Linked DNA regions of Homo sapiens: region 2 is linked to region 1. A link is a loop called in an ENCODE intact Hi-C map of the cell type or tissue named here. Cell type or tissue: PC-9. All regions are shown on one strand. Each heading gives the region's core, and the rest is flanking DNA. Links, peaks and the distances in the headings are about the cores only. Region 1 overlaps STARD13 (StAR related lipid transfer domain containing 13). Region 2 overlaps LOC124903151 (translation initiation factor IF-2-like).

Region 1 (2,816 bases), core at 270-2,769:
CAAGACAATTCTTCTTCTTCCAATATGGCCCAAGGAAGCCAAAAGATTGGACCCCGTTGTGTAGCATCTAGCTAGTGAGCCATATTGTCCACAACGTGGGAACCTATTTTCAGTTGTGTTGCTGAAATTCTGATGCTCCATGTCCCTGGTACGTCCATGGTTTCTGAGACAGGAGAATAAAGTTAGTTTGATGTATCCTTTTCTTTATAAACACATCTGACTCCTAGAGATTTCCATTTTACATTTCTAAATAATCACAAACTATTCATTGTTAACCTCAAAAATTATCAAACAGATGAAATCTGATAATCTCTTTTAAACAATCAGTACACTTCCATAAATACCACTGGAGAGTCTGAAATGTGCCTGATGCTCTGCTGGGTCCCAAGTGCGTAAAAAAACCTTAAACTCTACTGCAATGTGTTTTTCATACTGCAGATCATGGCCCCTTGGTAGGTTGTCAAGTGAATTTGGTGGATCACAAACAACATTTAAAAAAATAAAATAGGCTAAACTAGATTAAAAAGTATCAGAATACAAACAAACAAGGATAATTACTTAAGCATAAATTTTTTTTTTTTTTGCTTTAGTATAGTCTGTATGCATGCCCTGAGTTGTGATGGAAAATACATTTTTTGTTGTGTGTCACTATCAAATAGTTTGAAATATCCATCATTAGTGAAAGAAACAGACACAACCATTTCAATACCCTTTGGAACATACCATGATCGTTGTAGGCACAGGGTGCCAAAGAAGACTGGTCGTTTTTTTTCTCTGTTGCATTTTGCTTTCTATTGCTTTGGTTTTTGTTTGTTTGCTTTGGTTCAAACAACCTAAATACTGCAAAATTTCCCTGAGCTGTTTTCCTTTTTTCCCAGGAGTTTGCCACTTTTTCACATGCCTTAGTTGGGCTGTAAATATCTTCCTGTTGGCCAAAGTGAGTATAATAAGCTCTTAGAGACCAGCAGACAGGGCCAGGCTTTCCCTTCCCAGGCCACAGTGCCCAGCTTGGCATGTGTTCTTAACCTAAATAAAGGAGTCCCTATCCAACTAGTATGTGGTGTGCTGGCATCATAACCAGGTTTGAGAGAGGTAGTTGGGGCCAACACTAAATGTTGTAGTTTCTGTTTTAAAATATCTATATTTTCTTTAAAGTCATATCCTTTTTTTTTGTCTTCTCAAAAACTGTCTGCTAAAAGGGCTTTTTCATAGTCCTTATTTAATATCAACTTCTCACTAGCTTCCTAAAATGCAATACAAAAATCCAATAAGTTCAACGTTCAGCCTATCATGGCACCTTGTGTATAAATGACCCTCATATGTCAGTTTTCATTATATCAATCACAGGAAAAGAGGGAGTAGAAAGTACTAGTAGGAAAGTATATTTTGAGTCATCATTCTGGAGTCTTGCCCTTTTTCCACTTGTACAATTACAACTTTCTAAACTCTTTCATCAGAGCTTTATACAACTTTTTTAAAACTCAGACTCATTTTTCACTGTGATCTCAAGCTGTAGGATTCTTTTTTGTTTCTTTTTGTTTCCTTTTTTTAAGAGACAGGGTCTTGATATGTTGCCCAGGCTAGACTCAAACTCCTAGACTCAAAAGACCCTTCCACCTCAGACTCCCAAGTAGCTGAGATTACAGGCGTGAGCCACTGTATTAGTCCATTTTTCACGCTGCTGATAAAGACATACCTGAGACTGGGTTATTTATAAGTAAAAAGAGGTTTAATGGACTCACAGTTTCATGTAAGCAGGCCTCACAATCATGGTGGAAGGCAAAAGGTACATCTTACATGGCGGCAGACAAGAGAGAAAGAGAGCCAAGCAAAAGGGGTTTCCCCTTATAAAACCATCAGCTCTCATGAGACTTATTCACTACCACAAGAACAGTATGGGGGAACCACCCCCACGATTCAATTATCTCCCACCGGGTCCCTCCCATAACACATCAAAACATGGGAATTATGGGAGCTACAATATTCAAGATTAGATTTTGGTGGGAACACAACCAAACCGTATCAGCCACCGCACCTGACTTCTAAGCCATAGAATTCTTTTCTGTACCTTGGCTTTGTACTCGCTTTCACTTTAAACTTGAATGTTCAAGTTTGTCATTTAGTCAAACCTACACGGAAACTAGATTTTGAAGGAATAAACAAGAATAGGAGGATCCCCACAATGATTAACTGTGCATCTGCTTAGGTTTCCTTAAAAACAACACACTGCAAGGTTAAAGGGAGTTAAAGTGGACGCTAGATACATAAAAAGATTAGTAGGCAATTGAACAAACATTGAAAGATACAAATAAGCAAATACCTCTCAGTGAGGGACTGCTGAATGCACTACCTTCTTTATTCTCTTCAGCAAACCTATGAGGCAAGACCCGCTTCAATCTTATAAGTGGCAGAAACTTACTTTAGAGAGGGTAAGTAGACTGTGGACAGTCACCTAGCTCTTAACTGGTATCACTGACACTTGGAACCAGGTCTTAAAACTGAACACCCAGGTAGAGTAAAATAAATTTAATTCAATTCACAAAAAATAAGCAATTATTATGTCCTTGGCATTGGACAGGCTATACATATGAATAAATATGTTTATATGAATAATGAAACAGAGAAACACAGGTCTTGCTCTTTTTTATTTTTTTGAGATAGTGTCTCACTTTGTTGCTGCGGCTGGGGTGCAGTGGTGCCATCACGGCTCACTGTAGCAGGCCCGGCTCTTGATGACTTCACCTGTAACAACTGAGAGTGGAGGCTTTCAAGCAGAAGGCTTCTAAGCTGAAAAAAAAAAATCATATGATTCGATT
Region 2 (2,816 bases), core at 85-2,584, 120 kb after region 1:
AGATTTATGGGTTGCGTTGGGACTGGGGTTTTGCTCTCCCTTTTACTGTTACCTTTTAATAATTTCAAACCAGCACTCTATCTTTGATTAGATCTCTCAGAATACCCTGGTGAACTTCAAATCACAGTCGTTGATTGTTCTCCTGAAAAACCAAACACCAAGTTTCCAATTTTGAGTAAATCTCATTCACCTTTATTATCCTTTGGCATCTGTGTTACCTTTCGGCTCTGACTTAGCAGGTAATCTGTGCAAAGTTGTGCGCACAGGTCTGCTGGAGCGGGAGGTCCCTGGGTCGCACATTTGCCATCTGAGCTGTGGAGGGAAAGGGGAGGGAGAATTTAGCCGGAACACCCATTCCCATCCTCTACAATACAATGGAGCCATGACGTTTTTCCTGTTGCCAAAGAGCCCTTTTGACAGAAGTTGCAGAGCCACAGTGTCCATTTGGATGTGGGTAGATAGGATTGTGGCTAACCGAAATACAGTTGGTGGAGACTGAGAAGGTCTAGGCTCCACCTTTGTGATTTGGGGCAGGAAACCTCTGTAAGCCTAAGTTTCCTCCTCTATAAAATAAGGATGTCCTGTCTGCCCTGCCGCCTCAGAGGCTTGTGAAGTCCAGTGAAAAACTGCGCAAAGGTGACTCAAAGACAGAAAGCCCAGACAAGTGAAGGATCTTGCTAATATCCCTACCTCCCTACCCAGTAAGTCGTGCCTTAGTTTCCTCACCCGTACACGTGTGTTGAATGACCAAGATCCTCACAGAGGTGCATCCATTCTCCCCCAGTGATCTATCTTCCCTGCATTATTTAATACAAATTTAAAGGCAATAACATTTTAAATGTTGCAGATGAAGGTGCTTTTATTAATTCCCCTGAAATATAAGCACAAATTTATTCCAGTATTTTATGAAATATTCCCAACTCCAGCCAGCATATATTACCATGATTAGTAAGATTAAGTCTTCAGATTGAAACAGAGTTACTGCCATTCTGTTAAATATAGCATTTACATTTTTTCAATAAATACGAAATAGCAAACCATGACACTTCAGCAATTTTAAAAAATTACAGCACACAACTTCACTGTCACGCTGTCTTCCAGCTAAATTTAAAAAGCTACGTCTACATGGAGTATCACATTTCCCTTCTAGAAGTGAAGATTGGAGTGTCTGTTGGGTTGTAGCTTGTTAAGTTTCAATTAGAAATGCTTCATGGGTCTCATGGAAAATCGCTTAAGCTAAGTATTCATTTATTGATGTATGGTCTGTTTGCTCAGGGCAGATTTTATCTATTGCTATTTTTACTTGACCAGCAGCATTTTTTAAATTTTAAAGCAGTGATTAAAAAGCAAGACCAAGTTAACTAAACGTTTCACATTTGAAATTTGTCTGCCACATAGGCACATGCATCTCAAAGCTTTAAGCATTCCAAGACATGTTCCCAGATGATTGTTCATTTAACCCAGTGATAAAGATTGCATGATGATTAAACTTTATTTCCAGAACTTTCTGTTTATTAAGGTTCTGTTCATGGTTACTAAGTTCTGGGTTCCACAAGTGTGAGACGGAGTCTCACTCTGTCGCCCAGGCTGGAGTGCAGTGGCATGGTCTCTGCTCACTGCAACCTCTGCCTCCCAGGTTCAAGCAATTCTCCTGTCTCAGCCCCCCAGTAGCTGGGATTATAAGGGCACACCACCACACCTGGCTAATTTTTGTATTTTTAGTAGAGACAGGGTTTCACCATGCTGACCAGGCTGGTCTCAAACTCCTGATCTCCTGTGATCCACCCACCTCGGTCTCCTAAAATGCTGGGATTACAGGTGTGAGACACTGTGCCCGGCCTAGTGCTGCTGCTTATTTATTTTGGCTTTATTTTGGTTTTTATTTTTTACAACCACCTTCAAACATCTGAAACTTGGGTTTCAAATGCAAATAAGAGATTAATTACTTGCTGTGCTTTGAACAGGAAGGTGAAGTTATTGATGCATTGAAGAAAAGGACATTGTAAATTTATTTACTGACTTTGATTTTGGTGACAATTTCAACACTGAAAGTTGTCAACAATCTGATCAACTTTTCCTCCATTCTCCACATTCCTTCATCCAGTGCCTTCCCACCTGTTCTCTTTCCTATTGTGTTCCCAGGACGATGGGAGCCTTTTAACACCAATGGAGCAGGAGATGCACTGATTCACATGCACCCAAATACAACACCAACCCCACAAGCTCTCAGCTCACCAGTCACAGACATCACCTTCTACGGACATATTTTTATTTCACTGAGCTACAACTACGGGCAAGGCAACGACGAGCTGTGTGGAGACTTCAAAACATAGAGGACAACCTCTGCCCTCAAAGACAACATCCAACTGAAGAAAGGATCAAGAAAGATGAAAATAAATAAGTTGTTTGATTATGCTGTGTTAATAAATGACCCATAGAATAATTGTCAGAGAAATTCAGAAGAAGAAGAAATTACCCTATTTTGAGTTGTTTGGAAAAGTTTAACAGAGAAAAATATGACAATATCTGGGGTTTAAAGAGTAAAACTCGCACAAAGACCTGGAGGGAAGGAATCAAGAGATGCCAACACTGAAGAAAAAAACATGTTCATAGTGTATTCGTGGTGAAAAGAAAGGGTTTTTGTGCGCAAGGAAGTAATGGACCAAAATGCAGTAGTCCCAGTGCCTAGAATCATGCTGAGCACAAAACAAGTATTTGTTTAATGAGCAAATGAAAGTAGAGTTTCATTTGTCCAGTTAACAAAATACACAAGTATTCCCTGCCCTCCTCTTTTTAAAATTAATTAATTAATTAAT

Evidence for each region. Peaks named below come from ENCODE experiments on the same cell type or tissue, not always from the same donor. Only the 100,000 strongest peaks of a DNase experiment are listed, where the experiment ranks them.
Region 2: a loop joins it to region 1, with 6 times the contacts of the local background. A loop is called at or near these places in 2 of 110 quality-filtered maps.

The regions. Positions count from the first base shown.
Region 1 is chr13:33,131,421-33,134,236 of GRCh38, reverse strand. All of the region lies in intron 4 of STARD13 (StAR related lipid transfer domain containing 13), which reads left to right. Among named protein-coding and RNA genes, the nearest start is that of KL, 120 kb to the right of the region's middle. In PC-9, for the core only: no CTCF peak of the experiment used is centred there; no DNase peak of the experiment used is centred there.
Region 2 is chr13:33,012,962-33,015,777 of GRCh38, reverse strand. It overlaps LOC124903151 (translation initiation factor IF-2-like), which reads left to right. Exons shown (of 2, transcript XM_047430819.1): 2 at 2,143-2,816. The coding sequence ends at 2,333. Among named protein-coding and RNA genes, the nearest start is that of KL, 2.1 kb to the left of the region's middle. In PC-9, for the core only: no CTCF peak of the experiment used is centred there; a DNase peak (open chromatin) is centred at 1,277.